Linked DNA regions of Homo sapiens: region 1 is linked to region 2. A link is a contact called in ENCODE Hi-C or POLR2A ChIA-PET data. All regions are on one chromosome and are shown on one strand. The core of a region is the stretch at or near the end of the contact, and the rest is flanking DNA. Distances in the headings are between cores, read along the strand shown.

Region 1 (5,812 bases), core at 1,122-3,621, 6.9 Mb before region 2:
TGGGTCTTGATATTATACCTACCCTAGATTTAGTGGTTTTGGAGGATTTCATTACATAATCACATGAAGTAGTGTTCCATGATCACTAGAGATTTTGGTATACGTGTATTTTACCAGGAGAAAAACAAAGGCAAACAGATTTATTGTTCTAGCAATGAATTCCAGTGAAATCTGAATGATTTTCCCTCCCAAGTTCAACAGAACAGTTTTGTTGCCTTCAAATTTGGGGAACTAATGAATGTCCCATGAAATATTTCCTTTCCAATTTTGTCAGATCAGGTCAAAATACTATTGTTGGTACAACACAAGCCTTGACTTAGGCCTGCCTGCCTTGGGGCTTTTGTCCTGAACAGGATGCCCATGAGTTGGTATAGGTGGCATTCAGCACTCCTGTCTCCGGCCAGTATTACTGGCTCCCCTTCCGAGGGAAGCATGGTCGGGTTGGTCCTCCCTCATTCCCGGAGTCTGTGTCCAGTTGGAGGTCCATCTACCTCTTCCCGTGCTGGGTACAGAGTGTCTTTGTGTTTGCCTAGAGCCAGGATGCCTGAGGGTCCCAGCAGGGATACAGGGCACTAAGAGGCTGGTTCTGAGAGCACAGATTACTACCCTCCCAGCAGAACCTTAAAGGAAGCAGGCAAAGCAGTTTTCATGGGCACTTAACTGGCACACCATCTTGAAAAGGAGCAAAAAGTGGTGTTTGGTGTCCTTGTGGGGTCCTGCACTTCTGTTTTTAAAGAATAGTCATTATAGATCCTTTAATACATAATATGAAAATCAATTGCACTATTTAAATTCACAAAGCACTCCCACATCCGTGATCTTGCATAAGCCTCTTGGTATCCAGTAAGGGAGGTGAGACAGGTTTCACTCGTATTTTCCTCTTAGAGATGAGTCGTGGGAACAACGTGCAACGGCACCCAAGTTCACCAAGCAAGGAAGGGGCAGCGCCAGAGTCGTGGTGCTAAACTCCCGGCTTCCACTCCGGAGCAGCACCGCTCAACGCGGGTCTCCAGGAAACCCAGAGAGCCTATCTGACCTCACCTCAGCCCGGATGCAGCATGACTTTAAAGCTCTTATTTAAGGACATTCTGACCTCTCTACCCACCTTAGCCAAAATAGACTACACAAGTATTAACGCAACATCTGACTAGTCCAGGGAGCAAAACAACGCGAGGATTTTGCAGTTCGCACTGCAAAAGAGCAAGCAAGACTTGTCAACTCACCACCGCACTCGTTTCTGCTCTTTGCAGGTGGTGATGGTGCTATGTCAATGGGCTCGGTTTCTCCCTGTTTTTAAATACAAACTCAACACGTGCACAAGAGGAAAACAGAGCAGGCTGCACGGGGTCGTGAGCCCGCATTCTCGGCCCTGCTGCAGCCCTTGGTGAGCATTTCTAGGAAAAAAAAGAAAAAAGTGTTTCCCTTTAAGGCGGATCCCGAGCGGCGCTGCCGCCAGCAGCGGGTCTGAGGGCCTTGCCCTAGACCCAGGTCACCCCGCCCGGGTATTCCCAGCGCGGGCCCTGATAAGCCATCTGTGTAGACGTTTCCTAGAGCGGGACCGGCTGCGGAGGGCGGATGCGTCTTTGTTCTGCAGCCGCGGGAGGGAGGCGCCCCGAGGGCTGCCTGAGCCCCCGCCCTCGGGCGCCTTTGTCCGCTCCGGCGGAGGGAAGGCGCCGGTTCCGCGGAGGGCGGCTCCTGGCCGAGCTGCAGGGCCCGCTGGCAGGCGGCGGTCCCTCGCTCGCTGTGCCGCTGAGGTTTTGGCTGCGTTTGCTGATCAACAATTAAAGTTTGGTTCGGCAGAGAAAAACATGATGACAAAGTGTGCATAGGGATGTTTTAAGGAAGGAAAACATAATGACGGCCCCAAGCTGGAAGAAAGAGCAGCCGGGCCGAAGTTGCGTGACAGGAACGCCCGCGACTGCGCGGCTCCGGAGCAGCTGCACAACTCGCCCGGGCCGGGAGCTGTCCCGGGCCGAGGCTCATTAGGTATGCGGCGGCTGCGGGCACTGATTGGCGGGCAGTGCTGTGGGCGGGGCCGTGGGCGGAACCGCGTGGGGGCGGGGCTGCACGGAGCTGGTTCTTGTAGGAAGGAGTAGAAAGAGGAGGAGGGATGGGCACCTGGAACCACAGGGCGGCGCTGATGATTGGAGGTATCGGCAGAGGCGGGGCTCTCCCGGGCGGGGCGGTGGGCTCTCATTGGCAGTGCTGGTGGTGGGTGGGAACGGGAGGGGTGGTGAGCGCTGATTGGCCGTAGTGGCGGGGCGGGGCGGAGGAGGAGGAGGTGTGCGTGCCGGGGCGCGGAGCGGCGGGCGCTGATTGGTGGTAGTGGTGGTGGGCGTGGTGTAGGCGTGGCGCGTGGCCGGCGCTGGTACTCGCAGGGGAGGCGGAGAAGGAGGCGGAGGGAGCGATTGTGGCCCCGGCCGCGGTGGCCGGCGCGGCCTGCCCTTTGTGACCGCAGCTCGCGCCCCACGCCCCGCGCCCATGGCCGCCGTGCCGGGCTCCCTGGCCACGCGTGCCCGCCCGCGGACCTGAGCCCCGCGCCTGGGATGCCGGGGATGCGCGTCCCCCGGCCCTGCGGCTGCTCCGGGCTGGGCGCGGGGCGATGGACCTGAGCATGAAGAAGTTCGCCGTGCGCAGGTTCTTCTCTGTGTACCTGCGCAGGAAGTCGCGCTCCAAGAGCTCCAGCCTGAGCCGGCTCGAGGTAATGCGGCCGCCCTCGGGGCGCGCAGGTGCCGGGCACTGAGCGGGCCGTGGTCGCCCGAGCCCGCCTCGCCACCCCTGGGTGGACCCCGAGACCCGTCAGGGAGTTCAAGTTACTGGAAAGCTGGTCCGGTTCCGAAAATCGAACCAAACGGCTCCAAACGTTATCGCTGGGACTCCGTAGTAATTGGGCGGTCCGTGGGTCCTCGCGGGGGCAACTCCACCCCCACTGCATTTCCAGCTGGTTTCTCCGCCGCTGGCTGCACGGGGTGTGGGATGGTCCCCTGTGGGCCACAGGGAGCCCCGGGTGAGGAGGGGCTTTCTCTGCAGCTAGACCGCCGAGTGGCGCGGAGCGCTCCGCGGGGGTCCCTCAAAGTCCCGAGTGGAGAAGCCCCCCAGCTCCGCCCTCCGAGGCGCTGATCAGGTGCTGTCTGCCGTGCCCGGCCGGCAGGTTCCACCTTATCTTGTAGCTCATTCGTGCACTTGAAGTCAGTGTAGAATTCACAGAACGGGGAAGAACAGGCAGCAGCACAATCTGCTTAGGCGTCTAAAACGGCGTTCAGGAGTAAAGAGCCTGATGCAATATCCTCGCAGCGCCGAGGCTGATACAGATTCGTCCTGAAAACCCAGAGTACTCCCAAAGCCCTGTCCTTTCTACCTGTCCCGCATCTTGGCATCTTAGAGTTTCCTTGTGGACGGTTCTCTCGTGGTGTGTTTTATTTCAACCATCAAATCTTATTCTCTTATTCCCAGTGTCCAAATCACATTGTTGAATCTATAGATGACAAAACAGTGAAACGTGTTTAAGTGAAAAAGACATGGTGATGGGGAGACTGAGGCTGGGACCCAAAGATTTCGCCTGACACTGTCCCGCCTTTGCCTCAAGGCTGGCACCTGTGGGGTTTTGGTTGGTTTGTTTCAGCTGGAACAATCTCAAATGTTTCATCTTGGTTTTCTTTGTCCCAGCTGCCATGATATTAGACACAGACATGGGTTCTGTAACCATTGAGAGACCTGAGGAATAGACAAAAAAGTAGAAGAGAATTACTTGTTTAAAAAGTTTCTCTTATGGCATCCCTAAATCAGAATTGGAAGTACTAGATAGGATCAGTATGGCCGGTTCCCGAGGGTAAAACACATCTTTCAAACAAAACTGTTAATCCAGTACTGGAGGAGGGCTTGCTTTTAAGTCTAATATTGAAAGAAATGAAGCACACCAGTGAGGCAAATCATTTTCCTGGGACACAGGCACTTAAAAAATCTGAAGTTGACAAGATCAGAAACTCAGAACAGTATTTATCTTTATCCGGATACATGTCTTTGTTTCCTGTTTCATCTCAATGCCAAGTTTATTAGACAACTCCTTGTCTCCTTCCATTTACTGTCTTTGCCAAGAAGAGGTACACGTGTGAGCACACTCCAGGCATTGTTTATGAAGAGCAGCACTAGACACTGGCTGACCAGTGGGAGTTCAGGAATCTGCCTGATTCTGGATACACACGCCTCTGGTGTCACAGGGTTCTGCAAGGAGGGCTGGGCTGCAGGCGTGCCTCCGGAAAGAATACAGTGGGAAACAAGCGGGGGGGGGGGTGGGGGGGTGGTGGGAATAGGAAACGAGGTTTCTTCCATGTAGAAATAAAATTTCTAGAAGTCATACATAAACCATCAGCGATGTAGGAGGTCAAATGGGCTGAAAATACATGTAGTCTAAGAGCAAGTAGTCAATTAGTGCTTCCTGTGTGCCAGATCCCGTACTAGGTGCTGGAGGTCTCACTAAGATGGTCAATAATGGCCGGGCGCAGTGGCTCATGCCTGTAATGCCAGCCCTTTGGGAGCCTAAGGCGGGCGGATTATGAGGTCAGGAGATCGAGACCATTCTGGCCAACATGGAGAAACCCCATCTCTACTAAATATACAAAAATTAGCTGGGCATGGTGGCGCGTGCCTGTAATCCCAGCTGCTCAGGAGGCTGAGGCAGGAGAATCGCTTGAACCAGGGAGTCAGAGGTTGCAGTGAGCCGAGATTGCGCCACTGCACTCCAGCCTGGCGAGAGAGCGAGACTTGTCTCAAAAAAAAAAAGGTCAATGCTAATACAATGCTCTCTTTTTTACAAATGCATTCCCCAGCTTTCTATTATTTGATACTTGTGAAAATCGGGGTAGCATATGTAACTTTCCTCATTCTATTGCTAAGGGGAAGAAACCCTGAGAGTTTGAGAGTCTTGTTAAAAGCTTTCCAAGGAATTCATTCTGCAAGTGTTTATGGAGGACCGGGTCTTGGGCTGGTCTTTTTCTGGATACTGTGTCCAAAAAGACACGAGACATAGAAGTCCTGGCCTCAGGGCACTTCCACCCAGTGATGAGTCTCACAAGCAGCTGACTTTGTGCCCCAGTCCAGTAAGTTCCTCTTCTGCGCCCTACCCATACTTGAGAAGGCTGCCTGTTCGTTTGTGTGTTCACAGCTGGTTATAGGCCAAGAAGCACTCATCAAAAAATGTAAAACTGAGCAGGGGAGGTCTGTCAATGGATTGAGGTTGAGAAATAGGACACAAAGTACTGAACACAGATGTGTATTTCCTCTGTGTGGATGAATGAGAAAGATAACTTGTTTTATAATAGGAAACATTTTAAAATTGTTTCTGTGAAATTTATATTTTGAAATATACAAAGACTTTGAAAATTTTTGTTATTTGAAATTCAAAGTCTAGTGACATAAACAGGAAATTAATGTAGTTACTTTAAGTTGAAAACAATATCTTCATTTAAAAGGCTTTCAGAGAGAGACTCAGTCCTAATGTTTTCATACTTGATTTTATTTATTTTCATTTTTTATTTTTTTAAATAATGAGAAATTTCTAAAGTTCCTTCTTTTTTTTCCTCTCTTTTACATTTATGCTTGGCAAAACTTCTCTGAACATACTTGATTTTAAAATAAATTTTACGTCCATAACCCAACATTTGCTAAACCCTAAGTGACAGAGAAGTCAGGTTACTTAATCATATTTGGAAACAGTTTATTAATTACAGATTAAAATGAAATTCACTGAATATTTTTGTCCTCTATCAGCATAGAACCAAGTGAGATGGCCAAGTTGTTGACTCTGGCAACTATA
Region 2 (5,706 bases), core at 743-3,242:
TACATCTTCAAAGGCAGAAAATATTTACAGCAATATATTTTAGTCAGATGGAACATCTTGTTATACACAATACACAATGAAGTTTACTATTGTGGAGATACTGAAAAGTTTTTCTGTGTTAAGCTTAGTAACTACAAGAAGCAAAATATTTAGAGGCAGAAAAGTTGGAGACAACTAAAAAAATTAAAAACAAGAATAAAACCAAAATACTATCTTCAGTCTTCTTTTGCTGAAGGACCTACTAACTAACGTACAATTTTGAGGAGCAAGAAGCAAATACATAATGATCAAAACTGCTAAACAATATATTCAAGGGGATTCAATACTACATACAAGACCATAAGAGACCTTGAACGCTTTAATGTACTGTACAAATTGTGACAATGCTCATCTCCACATCACAGGGCTTTTTACACATTGTGTTTCATCTCTACCAGCTTATTTCTGACAAACAATACACAAAAATATTTTCAGCAAACATGACTCAACGTTGAATTGGAAAAGCTAGACATAAAAGAGCCATGTAAAAATAAGCAGTGCCTGGGACACACTATTATTATTACTTTTATCCTTTAGGAGTTAGCAATTCTGGTAGCTTGTCCAAATTCTGCCAATGAAAAAGTACTAAAAATACTGAACTTTTAAACCATGTGTCTGCTTAAGATACCTTAACATATAAAAGCACTGTAAGAAACACACCTACCCAAACCCTTAAAATGTAACCTCAACCTTATCACAAGCCAGCTTTGCGGACTGCAATCTTTCCCCGACTTGGCTAATCAGATGCTACTTGAATGAATTAAAATGTATCCATCTTGAAAAGATTTTTCGCTCATAGTTTTAAATTACGGTTTTAAATGTCCACAACATGTTTATCTATCGTAGAAAACTTAATGGTCAAAATTTTAAAATCCAAAAAACGAGAACTTGCGATGGATCTATGACGTCCACTTATCTTCCGAAGCAATGGAATTAACTAAAACTAGATAAAATAGGCACAAATACAACTTCCAATTGTAACATACTCATAGAAGTATTTCCCTACCAGACTAAATAATAGTTTTTTTGTTTTGTTTTGTTTTTTTTACATAATCACAGTTATGCTAGTCCTTGATAATGTTAAGCTAATCCTTTGGGATCAAACAACCAAGTGACTTTCTTATCAAAACAAGAACTCGGGCTTTTCCATTACGTGTACACAGACTTATGAAAAACGGTGAAAAAAAAATCTAGTAACTGTCTCACAGGGATCCAAGGTAAGACTTGGATTTCACAAAAATCTGCAATAATTCAGTTTCTTTCCTCAGAATGCTTATACTCATTTAAAAATGGAAGTCTACAAGAGAACGTAGTAACATCCTACTGCGTGACATGAAATGTAGGGAACGAATGTTTCTTTTTTTCCTTGCTGAACTCGTTAGTGCCGCCAGGTCCTCAGGAGAGGCCCAAGGGAGGTGAAGGGGGCGACCCCGAGGCGAGGAAAAAACGAGCGCCGCCGCTCAGCCCGGGGAGGGCATCCTCCGGCCTCCGTGAGTGGCCGGTCTCTCCGGCCGCCAGAGCACCCCTCTCAACCCGGGCCTTGGGGACGGAGGACAGAGATAAAATGGCCTCGAAGCGGCGGAAGTGTTCCCCGCAGGCGGGAAGGTAGAGCGGCTCACGAGAGACCGGTGCCGCACCAGGCCCGTGTGGCCTTTCGGGCCCTGCCCGCCCCTTACCCGCCGGGGGCGGCTGCGCATCAGCCCTCAGGCCCCGGAGGTCCCCCGCGTCCGCTCCCGCCAGCCGGCCCGCGCCTACCTCTCCAGGCAGAAGCCGCGCCGGCGCCACCGGTCGCATAGGCCGAGGCCGCGCTGCTTGCCCTGCCGCCCGGGCCCCCCGGGCCACCGCGCAGCCGGACAGCTCTGCCGCCGGCCCCGCCGCGCTCCTAGTCCCGCCGCAACCCCTGCGCTCCCCTTTATTTGTGGGTCTCGCTGCCACAAAATGGCGCTGAGGGAGGAAACCAGGCCCCGCCGCCCGGCCCCGCCCCGCCGCACGGCTCCGCTCCGCCCTGCCCCGCCCCACAGCCGGTCCGAACGCGCCGCAGGCCAGCGCCACTGCCTCCCGCCTCCCGCCTCCCGCCTCCCGCCAGCCTCCCCGCTCCGCCATGTTCGCCTTCTGGCCCACTCACAGGAGAGTCGCCTTTCAGGCGTGGCCGCAGTCACTCGCCCGCCGCCGAACCCCGCCAGGAGAGGAAAGGTGAAGGGAGGGAGGCCGTCGGCCTAGCCCGATCGGGGCCTCGAGGCACAATGGAGCAGCTGCTCCCCGGTAACACTCCCCGTCCTTTCCCAGGAGCCTGGCGCGAGCTCCGCGGGCCCCGGAGCTCAGCAAGCTCAGTAAGGGAAGCGGCCGAGGGGAGGGGCGGGCCAGCGAGGTCGGAGGTCAGCCCCAGGGCATCACGGGAAGGGAAGGTGGAAGTACTCGCCGGGGCCACCTGCGGCTGCGGGGCTGCCTCGTGCGGAGGGATCTGGGCGAAGGCGGCGCGTGATTGGCCGCTCTGTGTTCGTGACGCTCATCCGTGATGCTTCCGCGTGTCGGAGGACCAGGTGCCACCTCAAGAGAGAGGCCGTGGGCGGCGAGCCGCGGGCGTTTACTCTTAGCAGAAGCTCACCTGTAAGTTTTGAGAACTTAGAAACCGATGCCTTCCCTCTCATCAGTCGTGAGGCGCAGTCTCCTGGCCGCTGGGTTCGTTCCTCCTTGACATCTCTGGAGACGCATCGAGGAGCTATTGTTCTCTGGCGTCGGAGGTTGCGCTGTGTCCGCGGCGTTGAGGGCCCCTTGCTAACTGGAACACGGGGAAGGCGGCCCTGTGAGGTTTAGTGAACTCAATCAAAGAGGTCCTGCAAGTGGAGTAGACTCCCTGAAGTAAGACTGCCATCTGGACCGCCGAGTAATGGCGGTGTTACCTGGAGAACGTGAAACAGTCTCTAAACACTTACTAGAAGAGCACGTAATTCTTTTGATTGGTCTGTCCTTAGCCGGCTTTATCAAACCTGTTCATCCCCAAAGGAGTGTCTTGTAGTAAGGTGATTTATTAGGATAAGATTAAAGTACATTCCAGATGGTCGTAGTATATTTCCAGTGAATCAGATCGGTCTGGAGAAAATCTTTGCAACTCGTATCACAAGAGCTCTCAAAAATTGAAAACAAAAAGTGCAAAAGCCAAAGGAGAAAATGGGGAAGGACATGAACAGATGATTCTCAGAAAAAATACCGTAATGGTCTTTAAACATAGAAAGTCGCTCCACCTCACTTACAATGGAAATACACGTTGAAATTACCTTTCCTGGTGGGAGTGGAAAAATGGTTCAAGTTCCACGGAGTACAAAATTACTTGTGTTTATTCTTATACCTTGCAGTTATACTTCTAACCCTAACCTTATTCTGAAGGTGCAGCTCCACACATGGAAACAATAGGTATACAAGGTTATTGCAGTGCTATTTGTCATAGCAAAAGTTAGGGATAACCCAAATATCCGTTAATAGGGAACTGATTGGGAATGGTGCATCCATACAGTAGAACACAATGCAACCATTAAAAAGATTCAGGAAATAATCGTGTGTTGCTTTGGAATGAGTCTCAGGTTGTATTAAGTATTCACTTAAATATTTAAGTGTAGTAAGTATTCACTGTATTCAAAAGCAAAAATAAGCATATATGCTTTTATGTATTTACTTAAATACATAAAAATATATATTTATATTTAATATGAATATTTATGTGTATATGCTTATTTTCGGGGAGGAATTGGAAGGATATCCTGGAAACTTAACATTTTTAGTTGCCTATAAAGAGTGGGGGGTGGAGACAAGATTTCTCTGTCTTTGAACTTTTAGTTTTACATAGCCAAAAAAGTAAATAAAAAAGGAAACAAAGTAAATCCTAAGGTTGAAAGCAAATTGAAACAAATGAACTTAACTGTTAACTAATATAACTAAGATACACAGAAAAAATAATTATTCTTTGGGTTTTTTTTTTTTTTTTTGAGACAGTCTCACTGTGTTGCCCAGGCTGGAGTGCAGTGGTGCAATCTCAGCTCACTGCAACCTCTGTCTCCTGGGTTCAAGCGATTCTCTCAGCTCAGCCTCCTGAATAGCTGGGATTACAGGCATGCGCCACCATCCCCTGCTGATTTTTGTATTTTTAATAGAGATGGGATTTCACCATGTTGGCCAGGCTGGTCTGGAACTCCTGACCTCAGGTGATCCGCCTGCAGGTTGGCCTCCCAAAGTGCTGGGATTACAGGAATGAACCACCACCACTGGCCCCTCTGAGCTTTTGAACACAGTACTCTAGTAGTGTATCTGTGTTGTGATAGTGTAGTCTTTCCTTATATGCAGGAGATTGGATTTAGGACCTTCTGCGAGCATATACAGAAATCTGCATACTAAAGTCCCGGAGCTGAGCATAGGGAAAGTTGGTTCTTTGTGTAGGTGTGTTTTGCATCCCACTGTACTTCTGTTTTGTTTTCTTCCTTCCTTCCCTTTCCTTTCTTTTTCTTTTCTTTTTTTCTTTCTCTCCCTCTCTTCTTCCCTCCCTTCTTCCCTCCCTCCCTCTCTTCCCCCCTCCCTTCCTTCCCTTCTCTTGCTTTTCTTTTTTTTTTTCTTTTTTGAGAACAGGGTCTGACTCTGTCGTCCAGGCTGGAGTGCAGTGGTACGATCATGGCTCACTACAGCCTTGACTTCCTGGGCTCAAGCAATCCTCCCATCTCAGCCTCCCGAGTAGCTGGGACCACAGGCATGTGCCAGCACATCTAGCTAATTTTTTTCTATTTTCAGTAGAGAGCTGTGTTGCCTAGGCTGGTCTTGAACTCCTGGGCTCAAGTGATCCTCCCACCTAGCCTCCCAAAATGCTGGGATTATAGGTGTGAGCCACCGTCCCTCGCCCCACTGTATTTTTCATCTGTGTTGGGGTGAAAAAAATCCACATATAGGTGGACCCTGGCAGTCCAAACCAGTGTTGTTCAAGGGTCAACTGTGTATTCTAAGGATGAAAAAAGTGCACAGGAGCTTTCAGCTTCACTGATTTATGATTAATGGTAACATTGTTACTGTGGTTTTAAAACTCTGTACTGTATATGGTAGGATAACATAAGTATTTTAATGTTACTATATACAAAGATGTGCAGTGTGTGAGAGAATGAGATACAAACACAAGATCAAAGAAGTTCAGAAAAGGGCCGGGTGGCTGATGCCTGTAATCCCAGCACTTTGATAGGCCAAAGCGGGAGGATCACTAGAGTCCAGGAGTTTGAGACCAGCCTGGGCAACATAGCAAGACCCTGTCTCCATTTTTTAAAAAATTTAAAACAATTTTTAAGACGTTCATTCATCCGGGGGTGGGGGTGGAAACTAATATAAAGAATTTTAAGAAGTTCAGAAAAAAAAAGTCTGTAGTATTGAGTTTAAACTGGAGGGCTGGGTGCAGTGGCACACACCTGTAATCCCAGTGCTTTGGGAAGCCAAAGTGGCTTAGGAGTTCAAGACCAGCCTGGGCAACACAGTGAGATCTTGTCTCTACAAAATACAAAATAATAAAATAGCCAGGGGTGGTGGCCTGTGCCTATAGTCCTAGCTACTTGGGAGGCTGAGGCGAGAGGCCCAAATGAGCCCAGGAGTTTAAAGTTACAATGAGCTGTGATCTCACCAGTGCACTACAGCTTGGGCAACAGA

Evidence for each region. A loop is a pair of places that touch in the nucleus more often than their neighbours do. ChIA-PET counts read pairs that join two places held with the same protein, here RNA polymerase II (POLR2A). Pooled maps may share reads with other maps.
Region 1: a loop to region 2 is called in a pooled map, with 14 times the contacts of the local background. The contact joins the promoter of RPS6KA2 here to the promoter of WTAP in region 2. A Hi-C loop is called at or near these places in 6 of 50 pooled maps. POLR2A ChIA-PET finds 5 or more read pairs at or near these places in 2 of 52 experiments (PC-3 and Panc1).

The regions. Positions count from the first base shown.
Region 1 is chr6:166,623,810-166,629,621 of GRCh38, reverse strand. RPS6KA2 (ribosomal protein S6 kinase A2) reads left to right here and starts at 2,371. Exons shown (of 21, transcript NM_021135.6): 1 at 2,371-2,701. The coding sequence starts at 2,603. RefSeq lists silencers at 1,612-1,671, 1,922-2,091, 2,152-2,501.
Region 2 is chr6:159,723,792-159,729,497 of GRCh38, reverse strand. WTAP (WT1 associated protein) reads right to left here and starts at 1,992. Exons shown (of 8, transcript NM_001270531.2): 1 at 1,795-1,992. It also overlaps a transcript of SOD2 not described here. RefSeq lists a silencer at 1,574-2,123 and enhancers at 1,586-2,183, 2,134-2,263, 2,614-2,703, 2,184-2,781.